Regions from separate parts of the Homo sapiens genome. Here region 2 is linked to region 1. Evidence: chromatin loops called from intact Hi-C (ENCODE). Cell type or tissue: CD14-positive monocyte. All regions are shown on one strand. Each heading gives the region's core, and the rest is flanking DNA. Links, peaks and the distances in the headings are about the cores only. Region 1 holds the start of LOC124901282 (a long non-coding RNA gene). Region 2 has its middle 110 kb from the start of CARMIL1.

Region 1 (8,338 bases), core at 297-8,296:
GTGTCTTGGAGAAAAGGGGAATGAGGACGACAATCATTACAGGGTTTTTTTGGGAGTGGCGGAAAATGTTTTGGAATGAGATAGTGGTGGTGGTTGCACAACGTTTGAATATTTTTTTAAAAAGGATTAATGTGTGCAGTTTAAAAGGGTAAATTTTGTGGTACACAGATTATTTCTTACCAAGAGGAAGAAGAGGAGGAAGAGGAGAAAGAGAAAAGGAAGGAGGAAGGAGATGGGGAGAGGGAGGACAGCAACCACCAGAACAAAACATTCTAAAATGTTTTGGGTGATGCAAGTGTAGGTGAGATTCTTCCTTCTACTTTTCTGAATTCCAACGTTTTAATTGTGAACATATATTATTTTTTATAATAATAATAAAATCAGATGCTCATCACTGATAACATGTCCCCAGGTGGATCAAGCCCTTATCTTTCTCAGAATGTGGTATGAAATCCCTACAGCGTTGGTAGCACTGGACTAAAAAGTGAGCTCTGTTAACAAATGTTCCCTTCGTGGCAGTGTCTTCACTCCAGCTAAGGCTGAAATTCCCAGAATTTGTTATTTCCTGTCCTCCCACTGACCCTGCTGCCAGCTCTGGCCCTGCCTTTTGCCTGCATGATGGTTAACAGTAGCCTTAATCTAATTTTCCAGTGCATCCAACTTCCTGCTGGGAGGGAAATCCCTTATTTCTGCTCCTGTGGTCCCAGTCCCAAGGATATATGCAGATTATTTGAGACATATATATACAAATAAATTATGCTCTGTGTACTAACTACCATGAATTTAACAGGCATTAAATTAAACATTTTTTTATAACAACCTGTTTTTTGTAAGACGGCTACTAAAAATATTATTTCTATTTCACATTTGAAGAAATTAAAGCACAAAGGGATTGACTAAATTGCCCAGTGTCCCCAGACTGTCTGTTGGAGCCTGGATCCGCACCCAGGTGAGAAGGCCCCATTGCCTTTGCTCTTAACACTTTGCTACAGTGTCTCTGTAAAGGTCTTGATCAAAAGATTTAGAGATTTTCATAAAAGCCCCTAAGCAGTTGTAGATTACTTGGTTATATATTCATAAAGTTCATAGTCTCTTGTCCTTTCACTTACACAAACTAACAGTGTTTATACCCAAACCTATGTTTATTATCAGTTTTATGTCAAATAAATTTAACAGTATTTGTACAGCACACATAACCAGCTCCTAGTAATAAGGCAGCTGGCAGGCTTTCTGGGCTAAGTCAACAGATTCAGGGTGGAGTTCACTGGAGAAAATAGCTAGTGGTCCAGGTGTCCTGTTTGAGACGTGGAGGGACGATGAATTTGTAGTCAAAACACTTAGCAACTCTTCCCAAAATAGCATTCTATTTCCTTGTAGTGAATGGCAAAGGACACATACCTCAATAAGTAACACCTTTGTTTGTAGGAGAACTGGGAGAATGCTGGCAACACACTCTTGTCTAAAAAGGCATTTGGTGTTGGTCTCACAGAGACACATGGGTGACAGTGGTCACGCCTATATAGTATGCCTATAATAATTTGAGCCTAAAAAAAATTTAAAGGTATTATATTCAAAGCCCACAGCCTGGAGGCATAGCCCAGGAAGCTTCCAGCTCAGCTCCCTTAACAGGTAATCTAAGACTGCTCTTATATCACCCACATGTGCTTATGCATGTATTTTTTAAATAATTGAGTCATTCTATTTATAATGTTTATAACATGCTTTTTTTGCTTTGTGTATCAGAAATAGGCTTGAGTGCAATGGTGTGATCTTGGCTCACTGCAACCTCTGTGCCTACTGGGTTCAAGCGATTCTCCTGTCTCAGCCTCCCAAGTAGCTGGGATTACAGGTGCCTACCACCATGCTCAGCTACTTCTTGTACTTGTAGTAGAGACAGGGTTTCACCATGTTATCCAGGCTGGTCTCAAACTCCTGACCTCAGGTGACCCACCCACCTCAGCCTCCCAAAGTGCTGGGATTACAGGTGTGAGCCACCATGCCTGGCCTCACCCAATGCTTCTATTCCTCCTCTCCCCTCATGCCTTCATCCAAGGTTCCTGACCCTTCCAGACATGGAGCTGGAGGAAAAAGGAGAGTTAAAGAAAGAGAGCAAAGGTCCTTTGGTCACGGAGCAGCAGCACTATCTGGGCTTGGCTTTTGCTTAAAGCTGATTCTAAGGGATACCTCAGTGGGTTATTGCGAGGATCCGTCCAATTGCTTGGAAACACCCACCTGAAGTTCTCTGCACCTGGGTATCTCTATGCTACCTGGTTACTTATGCTTTCCTTAGCCCCTAGCAACGTAGCAATACATCCAACTTTTCTCTGCAGGCCTTTTGGACCTAGAATGACTCTACGTTTATGCCTCCCATTCATGGTCCACATCACATCCATAGGAAACACTCAACTGTTCTAGCCCCACTGAATTCTGGGAGTGCCAGTGTGCCTAACACAACCTCTTCTCCTTCAGCTTGTCTGTCACAGCTACATGGCCAATCTTTCATCCTTGAGATTTCTCAGGGGAGAATCAGACACCAGCCCACTGTGTCCCTTAACCTTGGAGAACACATATCAGACTCTCTAGAGGTGGTCCAGCTAAATTCTGGCCTAAGGAGAGGGGCCGGCATCCCTCAGAAGTTGCCCCTGCAAGGGGCATGGACTCTCAGTACAGCTTTCCAAATAACTCTTCCTAAGAAGTTATATTTCAAACTCCCCTTCTATGCTTTAGTATTCCTTATAAGGGTGAGGGATTTAAGAATGATCTACTGGTTCTCAGCCTCTTTGTAAATCCTTTCTCAGAACTTCAATTTGGAATGGGCATCTGTTGTTTTGCAACCTCAACTTCCATTTCACCATCCTGTTACAAGGTATTGCATATGTTGTATATTTAGCATTTTCCATTTTTACATATAACCCAATTTTCCCAGGCCTCACCAGATTGACAATATAAAATAAAGTTGCAGTCTATCTTTATGCACAAATGATGATGGCAAGAGCCCCAACTGTTTTGCTGACTAGAAATTAGCACATTTTCAAGTGTCCCGAACGTATTTTGGGGACTTCCCCAGAAGCATGCTACACACATGCCCACAACCTGATCTGTAACTGCTTGGTGTCTGCTTTTCCCTCTTTTCCTACCCTGGCTTATAATCTTTCACATTGTCTGCCTAGGAGTTTGAGGAATGTCACATCATTGCTAGGTTCCAAGGGTAGGTAGAAGAAATAGCCTCCTCTCCAATTGTGTGTCACATGTGGACACCAGGACGTGAAATGGCTCTTCTTTGTCAGATAACGAGTTCTGGCCATCTCCTACTTCCCACGAATCCTCCAACTCTCTCCTAAAAATAGTGCCATTATTTTTCTGATTGCCACTTTCCTGAGCTTGGGCAATCCAACCTGGTCTACGGGCCAGAACAATTCCCATTTTTAGCTCCCCACAAACCACAGACTCCACCACCCAATTTCCCTTCCTTTTTCTCCCTCATGCCCAGGTACAAAATAGAAATCTCTGTGTTTATTAATGGATGGGAGGGAAAGAGAAATTGAAGTCTCACTAGCAGCTTCTGGGTCAACACTTTGCTTGTCAGGGATATTCAATATTATCTTTCTTTTGCTTTCTAAGTTCAAGAGCCATTCAGAAAAAAAAGCAAAGTGGAGGACAATGTATACAGTCTGCTACTAAGGAAGGGAATATTATAAATATGTACTAGTTTACAAATGCAAAAGATACCCCTAGAAGGACCCACAAGAAACTAAATAATAATGGTAGTTGCTTCTAGAGTGGGAACTTGGTGACTAGGGATCAGAGAAGGAGAGAAAATTCAGTTTTTACTCTATTTAATTTTGTACTTTTTGAAAATTTTACATGTGCATGTATACCCCAAAGAAATTAGCAGTTTGCAAATAGATAACTCATTTTAAGAAGAGAGAAGACAACGTTCAAGTTGAAGCCTGCAATGGCAGACCATCCGTATCCATTTGCAAAGAAAAAATTAATCTTGTTTATGCCCCAAATGAAGAGGACTAACAACTAACAGCACGAACAATAGCCTACACCACAGGCATCTTAATTGATTCACCTTACACAATTCTGACTGAAAAATTAAAGTTGAGCAAACTTTGCACTTGATGGCTGCCAAAACCATCCAGATCAGCTGCAGACAAGAGCAGAGCTCTCAGTGGAAATTTTAAACGAGTGGGATCAAGATCTTGAAGCATTTCTTCGAAGCACTGTAACAGAAGATTAAACATGGCCTTACCAGTATGATCCTGAAGACAAAGCACAATTAAAGCAACGGCTACCAAGAGGTGGAAGTGGTCCAGTCACAGCAAAGCCAGACCGCTCAAGAGCAAAGGTCATGGCAACAGTTTGTCGAGATGCTTAAGGCATTTTGTTTGCTGAATTTTTGCAAGGACAAAGAGTGGTAACATCTACTTATTATGAGATTGTTTTGAGAAAGTTAGCCAAAGGTTTAGCAGAAAAATGCCCAGGAAAGCTTCACCAGAATCACACCATAAAAATGCCTCTTGCTCATTTCTCTCATCAAACAAGGGCAATTTTGTGAGAGTTTCTGTGGGAAATCATTAGGCATCCACCTGGTTACGGTACCAATTTGGCTTCTTCTGACTTCTTTTTCTTTCCTAATCTTAAAAAGCAATCTTTAGGCTGGGTGCGGTGGTTCATGTCTATAATCCCAGCACTTTGGGAGGCCGAGGCGGGCGGATCACAAGGTCAGGAGATCGAGACCATCTTGGCTAACACGGTGAAACCCCGTCTTTACTAAAAATACAAAAAATTAGCCGGGCGCGGTGGCGGGCGCCTGTAGTCCCAGCTACTCGGGAGGCTGAGGCAGGAGAATGGCGTGAACCTGGGAGGCGGAGCTTGCAGTGAGCCGAGATTGCGCCACTGCAATCCGGCCTGGGCTAAACAGCGGGACTCCGTCTCAAAAAAAAAAAAAAAAAAAAAAAAAAGAAATGGTAAAAATAAAAATTAATCTTTATTAGGCTTAAATGTATTCTTTCATAATGATATTAAATTATAATGGAATTAGTTAAAACAAAAACTATCAATAGCTAATACTTAAATATTAAAAAAAAGCCTAATCATAAATAGGTAATTTTAGAAATAAAATTAATAAATTGAAGATAAAGCCTAATCATCAATAGGTAATTTTAGAAATAAAATTAATAAATTGAAGATAAACTCCATGTCACAAAATGACACATTTTAGAGAACAGAGACAGCAGAATAAAGAAGTCTTCAGAAACACCTCTTTTATAAAAGCCAAGCTGGATAAGATCCAACTGGGGCCAATACAAGGAAAAACTGTAGTAGTAAATATATATCTATAATTTACATCACTCTGAAATCCTTGACCCCTAGAATAGTCAACCAAAGGTTACATATTTCAAAGAGAAAAGATCTTATAGTTTAAGATTTTACAGCATATATGTGAGATAAAATACAAGATGCTCAGTTAGATATGGATTTCAGATAATGAATTTTTAAATATGATTTCTATAATATTTAAGACATATTTATTCAGAAAATTAGTTGATAAATCTGTAATTTAAATTTAACCAAGGGTCTTGTATTTTTATTTAACACTAGCAACCCTGTTTTAGCATGAGAACCAGACTGTAATAAAACAGGTTGCTCAGTATCTTTTCCCCATCTTACCACAACTTTGAGGGGGACGGAGTGGCTAGAGGTGGGATATAAATAGTTCCGTTTTTTCTATTTTGGTGGTGTTTCTGGTGATTTTTTGTTGGTTTTAAGAGTTAAAGAATTTTTTTAAATAAAGAAATCTGTCGCAAACCAGAAACACCAAATTTTTTAAAACTAAAAACATCTACTTTAACATAAGTGAATCATGCTGATATTTCTGAATTTCATTATATCCAGAATTATTTCATGTTCTCCAAGTTATGAGGCAAAAAGCATATTCCACGCTTCAATTTATGAAGGATTATTTTATGACTCCTTTCTCATTGATAAGTAGCCAACAACCTTTCAATTAATTCTGATGGAACATTCCAACTGCAGCTATTTGGCATGCCAGGCCATGAAAGGGAAAATTGGCAGAACCATGCGGTCATAGATGACAGGGAGACAACAGTTTTCCAGTTAGAGGAGGTTGTGAAAAATTGATAGGCTTTAAAGATGAGAATCATGGCTTATAGGATTTGTTGATCTTGGTTGTGTTGAGAAGAAAAATGGCTGAATAATGGTGGGTAGAACAGGTAGGTCTCTGTTCTTGGCTGGAACCTAGAAACTAGAAAAGACAGTTTCTTCAGATAAATAGCTACGAAGAGAATCCAACTATAATTTACTGAACTCAGAGAAGTGGATGGGAGAATACAGAGCATAAGTTAACACAGAAATGCAGTCTCAACGTGCAAATGCTTGGTGAGCTGCATCTGGGAATAAAGCTGGCAGAACCTGCTTCCTCATGGGCAGGAGAGCTAAGAGGGGAGGACTAATGTGTCAAGAGAACAGGTCAATCACCTGTAAGGCTTTGAATGAAGAAGAGAAAGGCTAGTCTGTGGGAAAGCAATCACTATACTTAGATGAGCATATTAGATACAAAAACAATCTGAGTTCCTGTAAAAAAGTCCCTCTGTATAAGCTACACAAGAAGCTCATTGCAGAGAAATAGTAACTATAATTCACTTTTTTGAGGTGCTTGCCATATACCACCATATGGCATTCTTTTAAGTTTTATGTGTTTGGCATCACTTAATCCTCTCAGCAACCTGACAAAGTAGGTAATATTTTCATCCTCATTTTAGAAATGAGAAGACCGAGGTCCAGAAAGGCTAAGAAACCTGTCGAGGGTTATGACCTAGCTAGTAAGTCGTGGAATCAGGCTTCTAAACCAGGTAGTCTATAAGGAGAGATGATGCTCTTAATCAGTAAACTTTAAGGCCTCCTTAAATGGCTGGCTAAGTGGCACTCTGTGAAATGGCCCGCTAAGTTAAAAAACTAGGAGAGGAAACCCAGAGACAGAGTCCCAAAGCTGTAATAGTTGGAAGAGAAAACTCCAACACCTTGAAGTGCTGGCGGAAGTTTACCAGTGACAGAACTATGTCTGAGGCTTCACTGACTTGAATCCACCCAGAAGATGGAAGAACATCAAAATGGGCCATCAGGGAATTACTTAGAGGTTCTCCTAGAGCAGAGTTGCCAGCTAAAAGGGTGTCCCATTAACTACTTTGGACATATTTATACTAAAAATACATTAGTTTTTTTAAATCTGAAATGCACATTTAACTGGGCATCCTGTATTTTTATTGGTCAAGCTGGCAGCCCTATCTGAGGAGCCAAGCAAGCTACAGGTGCAATACTGGTGTGAAAGGAAAATATCTTGGGCCCCCCAAATCGCTAAGCTAAAAGGGAAAGTCAAGCTGGGAACTGCTTAGGGTAAACCTGCCTCACATTCTATTCAAAGTCACCCCTCTGCTCACACTGAGATAAATGCATATCTGATTGCCTCCCTTGGAAAGGCTAATTAGAAACTCAAAAGAATGCAACCAATTATCTCTTATCTACCTATGACCTGGAAGCCCCCTCCCTGCTTCAAGTTGTCCTGCTTTTCCAAACCGAACCAATGTTCATCTTACATATGTTAATTGATGTCTCTTGTCTCCCTAAAATGTATAAAACCAAACTGTGCTCTCACCACCTTGGGCATATATCATCAGGGCCTCCTGAGGTTGTGTCATGGCCAAATGTCCTCAACCTTGGCAAACTAAACTTTCTAAATTAACTGAGACCTGTCTCAGATTTTCAGGGTTCACATTTTGGTAACCATGAAGGGATTCTGAGTGGAGATGCCCCTGACCTTTGACAAATCTATGCTTGGTACCAGCATGAGCTAACTTTATGGCTCAAACCAATAGGACAATTTGCTGAGGCCTGAGAGCACCCCCTCCAGAGAATCCCTGATGTCCCCAAATGTGGTAGAGATCTAAAGTTTATTTTGCTGGAAAAAAAAAAAAAAGCAAGTAAAATTCCAAAAAAACTTTTACTTGCTTCCAAAAAGGAAGGGAAGATTTCCTGTTTCCATGGCTATGGAAGACAGGTAACTCTTTTATGGAGTTTGAGCTCACTTCCAACAGGGAAGATGAGTTTTTTTTCTCTCTGCTTCTAGTATGGTAGAGAGCAGTCTACACCCTGAGACCCATCCCTAGCTAAGTAACTGAATTGGGGTTTGTCTTGGCTAAAGTTAAGATTAACAACCAGCTGGTCTTAATTTCTCCTTACTATTAGAGTACTCAGTAATGATATAAGTTGTGTGATTGTTTTGCTTAACTGTTTTTGTTGTTGTTGTTGTTCA
Region 2 (8,338 bases), core at 190-8,189, 48 kb after region 1:
AGCTCTTTTTGCTTTTTTTTTTTTCCCTTCTATTCTGTCCGACCTTAGCTATTACTGTTTTTCAGGTGTCCTTGACTCACCATTCTCTTATTACAGAGACTACGTCTGTCTTACTCATTTGTTTCCAAAACCTCCTCGAGTAAAAAGAGGAATTTGCTGGAAGGGTCTGGGGAGATCTCGAAAAACCCAGCATAGAAACCTTAGCCCATCTGGCCTCATGCAAGGCCGGAGTCTCAGGCTCTAATGTCAGCACTAGAGAAAAACACGTATCTTCCTTCTCTTCCTGTGTCTCCATGGTGTGGGAGAGGAGGGAAGAAGAACTAACCTGAACGGCCAGCCACAGGCATTCACAGGGTCAGGTGCATGGTGGGCAGGGCCACTGAGCTGAGTAGCATCTTCTACGTCTGTGTTCCACCCAGGAGTGGGGGCAGTGAGGGGAGCAGGCCTGGAGATTTTAGGCTACTGGTGGGCCTCAGAATCTCCTCTGCAAGGACTTTAGAACTTCCAAGTCTCAAAACAGAAATCCAGAATGGGTAGTAGAAGACCCCTCTTAAGCCTCTAAGTCATGTACTCTGTCTTTTATCAAAGAAGGCTACACTGGGATTTTTAAGATATTGTGCTGATTAATAAAAATCATTCTTTCCACCCATTTGCAACTGAGTCTTTGTGTGGGTGCCTGCCTTAATTTCTAGAACCTAGAGAACTCTCTCCCTAAGTAGCCTTAGTGAAACCTGAATTCTTTCTAGGACTGTGCTAGATTTTGGAAGGCAAGCACTACACTATCTTCTTTTTGTTGCTCATATCTGGCCAAGAGCCTAGATCAGTGGTACACAGTAAATGTTTAATAAATGTTGATCAGCAAACAATATCTTAGCATATTCATTTCTTGGAAGTATTAACTAGTTTGCTTTTGTAACACCTTTTAGTCCAGCTTTCATTTTCCATTTTCCCTTCCTGAAAACACTCAAAGGCCATTTCTGTCTCATTTTATCATTCCTGGAAGAATATCACCCAAGTATATCAGGCAGTTTTAAGTCTTTTCAAAATTCATGGAAATAAGTATGGAATAATTTTTACCAGCCAATATTAATGGCAGTGCAGAAGAAAAATACAAATGCAATATAATTGTTTCACTGAATTTCTTAATTTTTATGTCTGTGTTAAATTTAACAGCAACTGAGTGGGGAAAGATTTCAGGTCATCTTTTCATTGTTCCATTCATGGCCTGTGCAGATAAGTTGCATCAGATCTGATGAGAAGTAGACTCAAATGAGTGAGCACTGTTTCTCTTCTTGTGGGGTGCTGCTGTGGGGTTCATCTTTCTTTCTAGACCAAGGAGATAGCTAAGAAGGAGAGAATTCACTGTGGTAGTTCTTGACTTGCATGTTGTAGGTTGCTCTTTATCTCCACCATGACTGATTTTAGCCTAGGGCTTTGGATCAGGCATAAACAGCCAAAGTTACTAACCTAACAGGCCAGACAGCTTTGCCATTTCATAGTTCTCATTTAAAAAATCTATCCAAGAAGCCCTACCTACCTCAAGTCAATCCCCAGCTTCCTAAGCATTCAAGGCCTTCAGTCTATATCCTTAAGGGAACACATCTGTAGAGACCTTCCTACCACAAGTGACACGTCAGCCCAGCCAAACACTCAGAGGGCACATTATCGTGCTAAGTCCTACACTAAGTGCTAGGGATATAAAATCAAATAGAATTTCAGCCTTCACCTTCAGGAGGTTACAGCCCAGTGAAGGAGACAGACATCCAGCCAGAAAATGTCAGTAAAATGTCAGCAAATGTGACAAATGACCAATTCCTCCACCTTGGTTCTAAGCATTCTCCTCTACCCCATAGTCGGGAATCTTAAGCTATTGTCTCTTTTCTCTCCTGATTCTTAAATCTTTCCTATCTGTTCCTTCCTTTAGCATCTAAATGTGTGGAAGCTTCTCCCATTTTAAAAACTGTAAAACTGGCCGGGTGCAGTGGCTCACTCCTGTAATCCCAGCACTTTGGGAGGCCAAGGTGGGCAGATCACAAGGTCAGAAGATCAAGACCATCTTGGCCAACATGGTGAAACCCTGTCTCTACTAAAAATACAAAAAAATTAGACAGGCGTGGCAGCACGTGCCCATAGTCCCAGCTACTAGGGAGGCTGAGGCAGAAGAATTGCTTGAACCCGGGAGGTAGAGGCTGCAGTGAGCCAAGATCATGCCACTGCACTCTAGCCTGGCGACAGAGTGAGACTCTGCCTCAAAAAACAAACAAACAAATAAACAAAAAAACTGTAAAACTACAATTCTTTCTTTACTTACTGTTACCATCTAGTATTAACCCTTTCTCTTTACTTTCAGAGCCAAACTTCTGGAAAGAGGTGTAGTCTCTCCACCTCTCTCTCCTCCTCTTCTTTCCATTCACTCCTTAAGCCACACACTATGGATTTCACCCTCGTCATTCCACCAAAAGCATTCTTCCTGAGGTCAAAAATATCTTTCTGGGTGGGTGCGGTGGCTCACATCTAATCCCAGCACTTTGGGAGGCCAAAGTGGGCGGATCACTTGAGTCCAGGAGTTCGAGACCAGGCTGGCCAACATGACAAAACCCCATCTCTACTAAAAATACAAGAAATTAGCCAGGCGTGGTGGTGCACACCTGTAGTCCCAGCTACTCGGGAGGCTGAGGCAGGAGAATCACTTGAACCCGGGAGGTAGAGGTTGCAGTGAGCTGAGATCACACCACTGCACTCCAGTGTGGGTGACAGAGCAAGAGTCTGCCCCCCCCCCCCAAAAAATCTTCCACATCATGATATTCAAATAATGCATTCTAGTGTAGTCAGCCCCTTCCTGGACATCTCAGCTCCATCTGGCACAGTCGATGATGTCCTCCTTTTAAAAACACTCTCCCCTTCGGCTTCATGAAACATTCCCTCATTCCCCAAATTCCACAAAACACCAAACCCTTTCCCCTTGAAGCAGACACACTGCCCTAGTCCAAGCCCACATAGCTCTCGTCTGAACCACAGCAGGAATGTCCCAACTGAGCTTCCTGTGTCTCCTCTCACCACCCTGCCCTCCAGCCCACTTGCCACATCACAGCCAAATGAGCTTTATTTAAAATATCAGATTTGATCATATCTCTCTTTAAACTCTTAATGATTTCCAACTTCCATAAGGATAAAGTCCAAAATCCTTAGCGTGGCCTGCCATAAGCATCCTGGTCTGATCTGTGCCTGCCTCTCTAGACTCAGGTCAAATCACCCTCCCCAGCCCTCTCTCCATTCTGGCCGGTGTGATCTTCTTATGGTAAAAAAAAAAAAAAAAAAAAAAAATATTGCATGGACTTTCTCATTTCAGCTGTTCTCTCAGCTTGGAGTGGTCCCCCTCCTCATCTTTGCCTGGCTAACTCCTACTCACTACTCAGATTTCAACTTAAATGCCACTTCATCTAGAAATCTGATTCCCAAGGAATTGGTTAAAGCCCAATATGATCATACAGCTTGTATAGCACTGTAGTTCTTCTTAACAGTCAGCACACCAATTATTACTTATCCAAGGTTTACCTTTACCCCTAGACATGACTGAATGAGAGCAGGGGCCATGCCTGTCTTGTTCATTGCAATGTCCCCAACACCTGGCATGGTGCATATTTTTAATGAATTAAGAAATGAATGAATATACTGAATGCATTAAGAACAATTAAGAGGGACACCTAAACCAGTCTGTAACAGGAAAATGAAGGCCAAGCATTTTCCAAATCTATAATACTATGATTTCTGGAGGAAGAATGCATAGAAAGAGCCAGATGCTTGTAAAGGACAGGTGTATTTACAGAAACAGCAAAGGTGTGTAGAAGGGTTTTAAAAGAATGATTGTTATTCTGAAGTGCTGTAAAATACAGCAGGATCTATGGTGTGAACAAAATCTAATAACTCTGGCCAGTAGCATGTTCTGAGAGAACATATGTTATAGTAGATGAATTTATGTTGCATATGTTTAGCTAAGTAAAGGATACTTACACAATCACTTCTAGAATGAGTCATCTGGAATTAGCTCATGCCCATAAATCAACACAACCCAGGCCTGAAAGAATCAAGGCCTTATACATGCAAGAATTTGACATTTAAAACAAAAAAAAAAGCAGCATTAGCAATCCATAAAAAATGTTAAATCATAAATGTCTAGAGCTGTAAGGAACCTTATATTATCCAGCTCAACCCCGCTACACCTCCTATCATTCTCATCCCAGGGGTGTGTAATATGGGAAGCTGAGGCCCTAGGAGGTTAAGTCACTTTCCTCTGGTTACATGTCTACTTTGTGGCTAAACTGGTCGTAGAAACTGGGTCAGCTGGGCACAGTGGCTCATGCCTGTAATCCTAGTACTTGGGAGTCCAAGGCGGGCAGATCACGAGGTCAGGAGTTTGAGACCAGCCTGGCCAATGTGTGGAAACCCATCTCTACTGAAAATACAAAAATTAGGCAGGTGTGGTGGGGTGCGCCTGTAGTCCCAGCTACTTGGGAGGCTGAGGCAGAAGAATCACTTGAACCCAGGAGGCAGAGGTTGCAGTGAGCCGAGATCTCACCACTGCACTCCAGCTTGGGTAACAGAGTGAGACTCCGTCTCAAAAAAAAAAAAAAAAAAGAAAGAAAGAAAAAAGAAAACAGGTCTGTATTTCAATGCCTCCTAATTATCTGTAACTTTTGATTCTGTAAACTTCAATAAGACTACTCCAAACCATGGCCTGAAGGTGGTTTTCTGGAAACCCTTACCTTCCTCCAGTCTTGATACCGATTCACTATATAGCATATCCTGCGTGAAGAGAAGCCTGTGGGTGCTGCTAACCTCAACACCTACCCCGTACCACCCACACTGCCGAGGGGCTTAGGAGTTCCTAATGGCAGTAACTGAAACACTTTGAGTAACTCCTTTAAATGATGTCCTGTTCTGTGGCATTAAGTAACATCGCTCTCATCTGTCCTTTGTGATTTCTCAGTCTCCCTGCTGTCGTATTTGGGAAATATAAATATTTGGGAATAAACAAACAATGTAAATAAATGTTTGGGAAACTTCTTGTGTTATAGAACATTATAGAAAATATACATATTTGTTTTCATCTATCTATATAGATATATAGATATATATATCTTCTGCATCATGATATTCAAATAATGCATTTTAGTCAGCCCCTTCCTGGACATCTGAGCTCGTTTGGCACAGTCGATGATGTTCTCCTTCACAGTTAGTTCCTGGTTCATAACTCCCACATCCCTTGTTACAGTCTTTCGTTATAATGCTGGGTGTGTTAGGTCTCAGGGGCAGGCCTCAGGAAATAATCTCTTTCCTGCATTCCTTTTACCTGACCCAAGGCAGGATTCTAATGTTCCCTGTCTTTCTGATTGTGGGTCTTAAGAGTCTCCCCGATGAGGGCCTCGCCTCATACCCTGGGGGAAGGAATGCTGATGTCACGAAGTTTCCATAAAAATCCAAGAGGACTGGGTTCAGGGAGCTTCTAGATAGCTGAACACATGGAGGCTCCTGGAGGGTGGAGCCCAGGGAGGGCATGGAACTCTGCATCCCTTCCCCTATGTCTCTCCCTATGTGTTTCTTCATCTGTATTCTTAGTAATATTCCTTATAATAAACAAGTAAATTTAAGTGTTTCCCTGAATTCTGTGAGCTGCTCCAGAAAATTAATCAAACCCAAAGAGGGGATTCCTGGGAATCTCAACTTCAAGCTAGTTGGTCAGAAGTTTCAGAGGCCCAGACTTGCAACTGGTGTAGAGGAGACAGTCTTGGGGACTGAGACCCAACCCATGGGATCTGACGCCATCTCTAGGTAGATAGTGTAAGAATCGAATTGGAGGACATTTGGCTGGTGTCCACTGCTTGAAGTGTGGCAACCAACCCCCTAACCCCCAACATATTTGGTCATAGAAGCCTTCTGTGTTGATTGTTGTAGTGTGAGAGTAAAGACACAGTTTGAGAGAGTTTCTCCCTGCACAGCCACTGATTGCACACTTTAGAATGGCTAAGGTGATAAAGTTTGTGTTATGTACATTTTATGACAATAAAAAATAATTACTCAACAACTTCCAGCTCCAGCCATGATGGTAAGCCCCACTCCTCCTAGATCCTCCCTCTTACAACTTAAAAACATAAAATAAATAAATTAAGATTGAATCCTGAAACATGTTCAATCAACCCATAGGAAGGTACAAAAAAGAGAGACAGAGGGACAGGAAATAGAGGAAACAAAAAGAAAACAAAGTAGTGGGGCAGATATAAGCCCTAACATATCAACAATTCCCTTAAATGTAAGTGGTCTAAATACACGAATTAAAAGACAGAAATTTGCAGAGGGGATAAAAATAAAAACATGTTCCAACAATAGGCTATCTATAAGAAATTCACTTCAACTTCAATTACACAGGTGGATTGAAAGTAAAAGAAAGGGGAAAAGATATACCCTGAATTCATTAATCAAAAAAGAGCAAGTCTTGGCTATATTAATATCAATGCAATTAGTAATCCTTGTTTTTAAACCACAATTTTAAAATTTCACTAGGAACAGCCTTGAAGAGCCTCTGTGTTTCAAGAATGCTGACATCTGCCAAAGGCTTTGCAGCCCTGTCTCAGACTGGCTCAGTCCACTTTAGCCCAGGTCATGCAGATTTGTCTCCCATTAGATGTGAAGAAACAAAGTGAAAGTCTCTCTTAACCTGCTCTTCTGCCCTCCTCACAAACCAATTAAAATAACTTGAGTCATTTTTCTAGCTTTGTATTGACAGAATTTTAAAGATGAATAATATTGTGTGAGAATTTTGAAAAAAGTGTATGCTGATAATACTGACAGGAACATAAATTGATAGAGTGTTTTTAGCAATTTGACAGTATCTATATACAGATGCTCCTTGACTTACAATAGGTTGTGTTCTGATAAAACTATTATAAGTTGAAAATAATCTTAAGTCAAAAATGCATTTAATACACCTAACCTGCTGAACATCATAGCTTAACCTAGCTTAAACTTGCTCAGAACAATTACACTAGCCTACAGTTGGGCAAAATTATCTAATTTAAAATCTATTTTATAATAAATGTTGAATGTGTGAGGTAAGAGTATCATACTACTTATCACTAGCTCTGGAAAAAGACCAAAATTCAAATTCAAAGCAGTTTCTATTAAATGTGCATCACTTTCACATCATTGTATAAAGTTGAAAAACCATAAGTTGAACCATTGTAAGTCAGGACCATCTGTAATCTATATAATAACTTTTAAATGTGAATATCCTTTGATTCACCAATTCTACTTCTATTCTAGTATAATTTTTCTAATGAAGTACTTTGGCATTTATACAAAAAGTTGTCCATTGCAACAAAATATTGGTAACATCAACAGAGGAATGAGCAAATACATTATGGTACATTCTTCTGTGGAATACTATGCAGCAGTTAAAGAAGTAAATTTATAGGTACTAAAATGTTAAAGAAAACAAAATGAAAACCAGGCCTGAAGAATTCTTGAGCAGACAAAATTGGTTATGCCTCATCATAACCTTGCTTGATTTACAAGCGTAAGTGAAACTTGAGCTATATTTTATAAATGCCTATATTAAAAACAGAACTTAAGCTCAACCAATCAGAAGTAGCCAATAAACTTATGTAACTAGGGACTTTCCAAAGGGATAGACCAAACAAGGCAACTGTATAATTGTAACCCATCAAATATTTTCTTTGCTTTACTTCTATGTTCATCCTATAAAAGCTGCCCTCTTGTGTTCCCTCCATGGAGCTCCTAAGCCACTTCTGGTTTGGAGCTGTCCCATTCATGAATCATTGTTTCCTCAAAGAGACTCTGAAATTTTGTTGTGCCTTAGTTTACTTTATAACAAACATAAATAGGGCTTTAGAACACATTTTTATTGATGTATACTGTTTCACTTGGGGTGTATAAAAAATTCCTACTTATAATAATGGTTTAAAATTTCAAATTTATTAGTGCTATGAAATTGCTACACTATTGCTAGTAGTGATATATTATTTTGCTCATCAGCACATGAAGCCTGGAATAGAGTGGTTATATTTGAATCCCCAGAGCATCTTAGAGTCTAGCACATTATATTTACTTAAAAATTGTTTAATTAACCAATTGATGAAAAAGGCCAGCAATTCCAAACTTCCTTCCAGCTCCAGTTCTTTGATTCTAACTGGAGAAAAACTGCCCTTACATATAAAATGTTCATGACAATACCTATCTCAGACAGCTGCTATAATGATAAAGTATCCAAAATTGCTGAGGTGAGGGGTGTTATAATTTGGTAGACAAATTCCAGGGGCTATTT

Evidence for each region. A loop is a pair of places that touch in the nucleus more often than their neighbours do. Peaks named below come from ENCODE experiments on the same cell type or tissue, not always from the same donor. Only the 100,000 strongest peaks of a DNase experiment are listed, where the experiment ranks them.
Region 2: it touches region 1 in a loop (2.0-fold over the local background); 27 of 110 quality-filtered maps call a loop at or near these places.

What each region holds. Positions count from the first base shown.
Region 1 is chr6:25,121,584-25,129,921 of GRCh38, forward strand. LOC124901282 (a long non-coding RNA gene) reads left to right here and starts at 106. Exons shown (of 3, transcript XR_007059515.1): 1 at 106-301; 2 at 874-949. It also overlaps the pseudogene CMAHP. In CD14-positive monocyte, for the core only: no CTCF peak of the experiment used is centred there; no DNase peak of the experiment used is centred there.
Region 2 is chr6:25,170,038-25,178,375 of GRCh38, forward strand. No RefSeq gene overlaps it. Among named protein-coding and RNA genes, the nearest start is that of CARMIL1, 110 kb to the right of the region's middle. RefSeq lists an enhancer at 4,696-5,196. In CD14-positive monocyte, for the core only: no CTCF peak of the experiment used is centred there; DNase peaks (open chromatin) are centred at 3,034, 4,044, 4,314 and 7,724; H3K27ac peaks cover 3,328 bases.